Linked DNA regions of Homo sapiens: region 2 is linked to region 1. A link is an interaction called in ENCODE POLR2A ChIA-PET data of the cell type or tissue named here. Cell type or tissue: OCI-LY7. All regions are shown on one strand. Links, peaks and the distances in the headings refer to the core of each region. The heading gives the core; the rest is flanking DNA. Region 1 overlaps MSI2 (musashi RNA binding protein 2). Region 2 has its middle 12 kb from the start of CCDC182.

Evidence for each region. Peaks named below come from ENCODE experiments on the same cell type or tissue, not always from the same donor. Only the 100,000 strongest peaks of a DNase experiment are listed, where the experiment ranks them.
Region 2: POLR2A ChIA-PET joins it to region 1 with 7 read pairs; 3 of 35 experiments call an interaction of 5 or more read pairs at or near these places.

What each region holds. Positions count from the first base shown.
Region 1 is chr17:57,391,984-57,396,374 of GRCh38, forward strand. The region is part of intron 5 of MSI2 (musashi RNA binding protein 2); the gene reads left to right. Among named protein-coding and RNA genes, the nearest start is that of MSI2, 140 kb to the left of the region's middle. In OCI-LY7, for the core only: no CTCF peak of the experiment used is centred there; a DNase peak (open chromatin) is centred at 1,648.
Region 2 is chr17:57,755,078-57,759,468 of GRCh38, forward strand. No RefSeq gene overlaps it. Among named protein-coding and RNA genes, the nearest start is that of CCDC182, 12 kb to the left of the region's middle. In OCI-LY7, for the core only: a CTCF peak has its summit at 874 (motif pointing left); no DNase peak of the experiment used is centred there.

The DNA of each region.
Region 1 (4,391 bases), core at 103-4,102:
TGGTGAGCACTGGGGGGCAGCGGCTCCCAGAGGGATGGAGTGATGGAGAAACCGCCTGCAGATGCAGAGCAGCCTGGGTGCCTGTGATCGGAATGACGGCTAGCCAGCCACCTCGCTCTGCAGCGCTTGATGCAGGGATCATGATCCTTAATTTCCTGTGCTTTCCAAGGCAGCCCTCATCTCTCTACCTTTGTCGGTTACCTCCCCCAGCCCCCAATAGGAGTCAGTGCTACTGTTTAGGATATTACTCTCTGATAGTAATCTGTGGACAGGTCACCCCTGTGGCTGCGGCTTTTTCCCTAGGGTAAGAGGAAGTAGTATTTTTTAAATTAGCCTAGGAGGGAGCCAGGTAGAGAGCTCTGAGATGAGGGTGGGGAGCTTCAGCTCCCAGCCGAAGCATCCTGATCATTTCATTACAAGATCACCTTCTCCTGTAGGTGAGTTTCTGTTGTTTTAATCAGAGGTAACGTTGTGCCCTGACTATGTTGTATAATTGTGTGTGAATTATATTCCAGCTCCATATAGGCGAGGGCTATTTTTTTCCTTCCAATTTTAAAGCTATTTAGAGGGAAGGCCAAATTGTAGCTTGAACCCTGGTGCTCTCTGGCTAATAGCTATATACAGGGAGGGAGAACTTGGAGGAACATTTGGGGTTATATTTGTAATTAGTTTCCTTTGAAGTTAAATTAATTTTAGCAATCGGCAACGTAAAATATTGTTATACCTTTTTCCAGTGGTCACCTGTGGGTGACCTGAGGCCTGTGGAATTGATGAGAGACGAAGCGGTGGGAATGGTGGGCAGGCACACTTTCTTGGACATGTGGGCTTATTTTAAGTCATTTTTGCATTCAGACTCTTGGCTTAGGGATCTCTCTGGCCTGTCATTTTTTTTTGACAGCTTTATTGAGATATAATTCAAATACCATATAATTCACTCATTTAAAATGGTGCAATTCAATGGATTTTAGTATATTCACAGATATGTGCACCCATCACCACAGTCAATTTTAGAGCATTTTTATCACCTCAAAAAGAAACCGCATACCCTTTAGCCATCACTCCCTCCCTCTCCCCTGGCTCTATGCAACTACTAATTTACCTGCTGTCTCTACAGATTTCCCTATTATGGACTTTCATTTGGATGGAATCAAATACAGGTTGAAGATCCCTAATCTGAAAATCCAAAATCCAGAATGCTCAAAAATCTGAAACTTTTTGAGTGCTGTCATGGTGCTCAAGGGAAATGCTCGTTGGAGCATTTCAGATTTTTGATTTTTGAATTAGAGATGCTGAACTATTGAGTATAATGCAAATATCCCAAAATCCAAAAACATTTGAAATCTGAAACACTTCCGGTTCCACACATTTCAGATAAGGGATACCCAAACTGTAATACGTGATGTTCTGTGTCTTGCTTGTTTCACTTGGCATAACGCTTTCAAGGTTCATCCATGTTGCAGCATGTGTCAGTACCTCGTTCCTTTTTACAGTTGAATAATATTCTATTTATGGATGTACCACATTTTGTTTATCCATTCGTCTGTTGATGGATATTTGGGTTGTTCTATTTTTTGGCTGTTGCTGCCATGAACACTTGTGTAAAAGTTTTTGGGTGGACATAGGTTTTAATTTCTCTTGGGCATATACTAAGGAGCGGAATTGCTGGATCATATGGTAACACTATGTTTGTTTATTTATTTATTTATTTATTTATTTTTGAGATGTTTCACTCTTGTCACCCAGGCTGGAGTGCAATGGCACGATCTTGGCTCACTGTAACCTCCGCCTCCCGGGTTCAAGTGATTCTCCTGCCTCAGCCTCCCAAGTAGCTGGGATTACAGACGTGCACCACCATGCCCAGCTAATTTTCGTATTTTTAGTAGAGATGGGGTTTTGCCATGTTGGCCAGGCTAGTCTCAAACTACTGACCTCAGGTGATCCACCTGCCTTGGCCTCCCAAGGTGCTGGGATTACAGGTGTGAGCCACCATGCCCAGCCTGGTAACACTATGTTTAATCATTTGTGGAGTTGACAGACAACGCTGTGTTTAATCATTTGTGGAGTTGCCAGACTGTTCCCAAAGCAGCTGCACTATTTTAAATTTCCACCAGGAAGATCTGGCTTGTCATTTTTGCATCTTTGCTGCAAAATTAGAAAAGGTGAAGACATACCTGCTCCTTATGGTGCCCTCAATCCTCCCCTTTTTCCAATTGTTTTTTTTCTTATGGAAAGAAAGAAGATGACACAGTAGCAAATGAAGGTGTTAGAGCAGTGAATAGGAAGGGCAAGATTTGGCTTCTCCATTTGTCACTCCATACGCTGTTTGATTTTGGATGCTTAACATTTCTGAGTCTTGGTTTCCTTATCTGTGGAAGAGTGGCTGGGACCTGCCATAAGATTGACATGAGGACTAAGTCAGGCAACTCATGGGAAGTGCATACCTCAGGCCTGGCCCACAGATGATCTACAGTGAGGGCAGAGAATTCTAGGCAGGGAAGCAGACACACCAGTAAAAGGGCTTTTCCATAGGGGAAAAGTATATCTCAACAGCTCAGATTTTATTAGGCAGGAGCCTGCCCTTGCGTAAACTCTGGCCTTACTTTCATCATGTGTTTTTATCAGAGGAACTTGAATCCTTGTGTCACCTTTGGGTTGCTTCTCCTTACAGGTGGCTTTGTCCTTCCCATTCTTCACCTCAAGACAGGTGTCATTTGACCATTTAAAGCAGAGATGTCCTCCCTGTGGCCTCTGCCAGTGGGCGTGACTTGCCTTGCTTGGGTGGGTGTGATGCCCTCTTCCCCCATAATTGATAGAGTTTCCATGTGGACTGTGGCTCTGCTGTCACCAAAAAAAGGTGAGGTCAAGGCAGTGGTGTCCTTGCGCTTCTCCCGAATAGATCTCTGTATTAGTTTTGTGGGACAGCTGTAACAAATTACCACACACTGAGTGGTTTAAGAAATAGAAATATAGTCTTTCATAGTTCAAGAGTTCAGAAGTCTGAAATCAAAGTGTCAGCAGGACTGGTTCCCTCTGGAGGCTCCATGGGAAAAACTGTCCCATACCTCTCTCCTAGCTTCTGGTGGTTGCCCGCAATTCTTGGTGTTCCTTGGTTTGCAGGCACATCACTCAAGGCCCTGCCTTCATCTGCACATGGCCACCTTCTTTCTGTGTCTGTTTGTCCTCTTCTTAGAAGGACACCCGTTACTGGATTTAGGGCTTACCCTATGTCCAGGATAACTTCATCTCAAGATTCTTAACTAATTACATCTGTAAAGACCCTGTTTCCAAATAAGGTCACTTTCTGAAATTCTAGATGGACACGAATTTTGGAGGAACTCTTTTTGATCCAACCCAGTCTCTTTTCCACATGTGATCCTAGAAACAGTTGGAGAAGATGCCCAATACCTGACCTGTGTTCTGACTTTGCAAGCTAAGTAAGTTTGCCACTGGATTCAGATGTGATGGTGATAGTAGTTATGGTAGTGATGAAGGTGGCAGGAGGGTGGCTCCGAGGGTGATGGTGGTAGAGTTGGTGGTGGCAAGAATGGTAGTATTGGCAGTTGTGAGGGTGAGGGAGGATGGGAAAAATATGGGGAGAAGTAGGGATTTTAGAGGGGAGGTACCTTGAATGAAACACCTTGGGGAATGGAGTCTTGGTGTTCGGGAGTTCTGTGATCTCAGGCAGCCCTGCTCGTGGGTCTGGCATACAAAGATTGGACTTAATTCTCAAATGCAGACTGATAGGAGAAGACTGCCACATTGGCAGATACATAGGATTTCATCCTGGATTCTGAATTTGGTGAGCACTTTTGTTCTTCAGTGTCACTGGACAGGATGGGGTAATAGACAGAGCCCTTGTCTGAGCCTGGGAAAGCTGTCCTCCTAACTACCTGCCTTGCCTTTAACTAGCATGCGAGTCATCTCATTGACTTGACTTTTCCATCCGCACAATGGGGAGGATGAACTAGAAGGTTTGCAGCATCCTACCCAGTGCTAGCATTTTAACATCTTTCCTGGGCTTTCTCCACCTTGGGGTTCCCACAGATGAGGCATCATCTGCAAACAAGCCTGTGTTCTTGGGGAGTGAAGATGGCTTACATTTTTTCATCATGGGGAATTTGAACTCTTTTAAGGAACATGATAATAGCCAGAGCTGATTTAATTCCTGTGGGCCTTTCTCATACTCATTTAAGGCTCTCCAGAGCCATTTCCTGCCTTTTCATGTATTTGTTCTGATTAAGAAATATTTGGTTTTTTTGGTGTTTGTTTTGTTTTTGTTTTCCTTGTGTGATAATGAATATCTTTAGGCCAGTGCTGTTGGAATTAAGTTTTCCCTTTAATCTCATTTTTAAAAGTAGTTTCTCTTTTCTAACCTCCCCTTACCCCACTCT
Region 2 (4,391 bases), core at 300-4,299, 360 kb after region 1:
CGGGAGGCCGAGGCAGGAGAATTGCTTGAACCCGGGAGGCGGAGGTTGCGGTGAGCCAAGATCGCGCCATTGCACTCCTGCCTGGGCAACAAGAACAAAACTCCATCTCAAAAAAAAAAAAAAAAAAAAAGGAAATTATAAAATCCCTAATTACACCTCTTCTTTGGAATATTTCCTCAAAAATAATTTTCAGTATTTCACATGTGCTCCTGAATCTTCCTCTTTACAACTGAGCACACTGTCAAAGGATCATCCAATGAGCATCACATTGTGAATAATCATTTATTTTTTAAAAATATATGAATTCTCACCCTTAAAGCATTTTCTATGTGCCAGACACAGGGACTTTATGTGCATCATGTTTTGAAGTCAAGAGCCACCAGCCCAGGCATGCCTGCCAAGGCTCACCTTTGTCCGGGTGAAATTAGGTTGATGAGTCCTATTACAGCAGCTTTATTTTGTCCATCTCCCACTCAAATGTATCAGATAAAGCCAAATGCCATAAAATATTCAAACACGACCCACTTCTGCTGTGTGATGCAAGCTGGCAAGACTGCCAACAAGGACCCACTGGCCTGCAGTGCCCCTGGGTAGCTGAGAGTGCTGTCCGTCAGCTAAGGTTCTGAAAACCAAATTCAGCTTTCAATGGTTTTGAAGTGTGTTATCAGAAAGTGAGGGCTGTACCAAAGTTCCGCCTTGCCTCTCTAGTCAGGGGGTCTGTGGATCTCTGACTCCCACTGCCATGGGTCTTGTCTTGGGCGCACCTCTCAGAGGGCCCCTCCAGCCACCCTTGTTTACAGTCTACCAACAAGTAAGGCTGCTTCCAGGAGCAGGGCCCCCTGGTGCTCAGGTCTTGCTCACACTCACAGGCAGACACACTTCCAGCTCTTGGGTGGTCACTGGCCCACACACTTCAGTGGTCGAGCTAACTCATGATTCATACTTTTCTTGGCCATCATCATTTGGTCATTATTATAACCAAGGCCTAGATGCCAAATGGTCCCGCTCGTACAATAGTTGAGATACGCAGTAAAGTCAGAAAAGGCCACTAAGCAGGAAAAACCATTTAAGGCTATGTGATGGTCATGCTGTTAAGGGGAGGCAATTTGGAGAGTCAGCCTGAGAGCAAGGCAAAAAGACCCAACCACTGCCGAGCCTGACTTTGGTTTTTCAACCAAGCCATGGGAGGCAAGCAGGCTGTCTCCTTGTCTCCTCCCACCCCCTGAATGTCCTCTGGTAGCCAGGTAGATGCCCACCTCATGCCCTTTTACCTCTGGTTTCTGTGCTGGGAGCATCTCAGCTGCTTCCTGCCAGCTACAGAAACACTTTTTTGCCATAAAGCCAGTCACTTCCCCCGATCCTAGACCCTGTCAACCCATAGAATGAGGTAAAAAGCCCCAAGGAAGACTTTTGAGCCTGGCTTTATTTTTCTTTTCTCTTTTTTTTTTTGAGACAGAATTTCACTCTTGTTGCCCAGGCTGGAGTGCAATGGTGCAATCTCAGCTCACCGCAACCTTCGCCTCCTGGATTCAAGCAATTCTCCTGCCTCAGCCTCCTGAGTAGCTGGGATTACAGGCATGTGCCACCACGCCTGGCTAATTTTGTATTTTTAGTAGAGATGGGGTTTCGTCATGTTGGTCAGGCTGGTCTCGAACTCCTGACCTCAGGTGATCCGCCCGCCTCAGCCTCCCAAAGTGCTGGGATTACAGGCGTGAGCCAACAGCACCGAGCGGAGCCTGGCTTTTAAAGCCTCCTTCATTTGATTCCTAGCACTGGGGTTGGGGAGGGGTCAAAGTGATCCCATAGGTTGAAGATGACAGGTCAGCAGGGGTTGGCCAAGGCTCTGGAGGTTGTTACTTTTCAGACACAGTGTTCCGGGGAGCAGTTAAAAGGCTGGTCTTTGGGAGAGGTGTAAACTGTAAAATCCTGCTAGGCTGGGGTTCCAGTCAAAGCCCATGAGCAGGCAACAAGATGCTCAGGCCCCCTCCCGAGACACACCACCTCCAGGTAACAAAGCCTTCAGGAATCAATCAACGGCTGCAGGATGCACCATTCTGTCTGAGCGGCTCCCTTTTCTCCCTCTGCTCTTGCCGCGGGAGGTCAGAGTTCACATCAAATGTCATTAATCTTCTTCCTGGGGGCTGGGGGCTTATTGGACAGTCCTATTAATCAGAGGCCTGTCACACCCACAGCCTGGCTGGGTCGCCATTGTCCTGTTCCTCACCTATCATAGAAAGATTAGATTATCAGTGACAACTGAGACACCCTTTGAGTCACAGGAAAGCTGGAGATTGGGGTTGCTTTTATTTTTTTTATATATCCTCCTGATTTGAGGATGAGCTGTTTATTGTCTTGTCACACTGCATCCTTTTCTTCAAAGAATCAGCTTTAAGAATCCAGTTTGTCAAACTGGACAATCACTGGCAAATCCAAAAAAAAAAAACCCTCAGTGACTTTATCAAAAAAGGTAAAATAAAGCAGAAGGTTTTAAATGGGTCCTGAAAGGATTAGAAAATAAGTTGCATTTGACAACAATTAATCTCTGAAAAGCAGGAGCTTTGTAAAAAGGAACAGGCAGAAATGTGGGTTCTGGGGTTCCACACAATGGGGATGTGTCCATTCCCTGTGCGCCCGTCCCTCTTCCAGAGTGGAGTCCAGTGGGGACCTGGGGCTGCAAAGGCATGAGAGACCGACCTTCCAAGCTTCCTCCTAACTCTCTACCCGCCAGTGTCAACAGCAGCAGCAACAACAAAACAGAACAGAACGAAAACACCAGGGCAGAGCAGCGCAAAGACCTCAGCCCTCCGGGTCTCCCAATTGTGTGACAGACTCAGTCACCCAGCAGGTACTGGGACCACCTATAGAGGCCCTGTGGGGGTCATAAGTGAAGGGGACACTTCTAATCCCTTTGAAGCGTAGAGACCACGGGGAGCACATGAAACACCTAAGTCAACTTAGATGGGAGCAGGGCCTTGGAGAACGTGGACTCACGGGGCTACAAATGGAGATGCCTCAAGGGCCCAGGAAAGAATGTAAACCAGGGAAGCAGGCTGTGGGAAACCCACTGGGAGTGGTGAGGACTCCAGCAAGAGAGTGCTCCGCACGAGCCTGCCTACAGGGGTGCAATGACCATTCCCTCTCACCGCACTGTGGGAAGGGGAGCTCCAATCCCCCAGATCTTTCCGGTTTCATGAGATTCCGGAGACTCAGGTTTGTATGTTAATACTCTGTATTTTAGGCTGGGCACGGTGGCTCACACCTGTAATCCCAGCACCTTGGGAAGCCGAGGTGGGTGGATCATGAGGTCAGGAGTTCAAGACCAGCCTGGCCAACATAGTGAAACCCCATCTCTACTAAAAATACAAAAAAAATTAGCTGGGCGTGGTTGCGGGTGCCTGTAATCCCAGCTACTCAGGAGGCTGAGGCAGGAGAACGGCTTGAACCCGGGAGGCGAAGGTTGCAGTGAGATGAGATTGTGCCATTGCACTCCAGCCTGGGCGACAGAGTGAGACTCCATCTCAAAAAAAACAAAAAAACTCCGTATTTTAATCGTTGGCAACATATTCAATTTTTTTTTAATCACTGAACATACTAAATAAAACCCACAGGCAGGTCCAGTTTGGCCCCAGGCCTGGGATTGGTGCTTGTTGGAATCCACCTGCCTCAGTGCCAGTAAGGACCAGGAGGCCCAGAGAGGCTGGTAACTGCAAAGATCACACATCTGGCAGGGCCAGTGTAAGAGTCTGGTTTAGACTCCCAGCCCAGCGCTCTATGCTCCAGATCTGAATACAGAAACACATATGTGACCAATTAGTATTAATAGATAAGCTCATTGGAGGGCAATAAAAGGGTAAGAATGAAGAGAAAAGCCTTGATTTCACACCTTCACTGTGAAAGCAGAGAAGAGACCAAATTGGACAAGGCCCAAGTGATTATTGCTGTACCTTTGATATCATAGGCATTTAATTTTTCTACCTAAAAAACTAGCCCTGGGTGCTTCTCTGTGTGGGTGCTATAGCAGCCGGGGCAGGGGGACAGGGAGTGCTGCTCTGTGGCCCTCCAGTTATGCTGTGGGCTGCCAGCTCTGTGGAGGTGTGTTACCCACTTGGCCATAGTCAAACACTGGAGCTGGGGAGCCAAACTACCTTTTCAAATCCACTCTCTGCCACTTACTAACTGTGTGACTTCAGACAAGTTACTCAACTTCTCTGAGCTTTAGTTTTCTTATTTCAGAAATGGGGATAATAATATCTACCTCAGAAGATTGTTGTGAAGATTAAAACTAGCATAGAACGAGTGAGCTGTGATTGTGCCACTATACTGTAGCCTGGACAACAGAGCAAGACCCATCTCTAAAAAAATAATAATACATAAAAATAAATAAAAGTAGC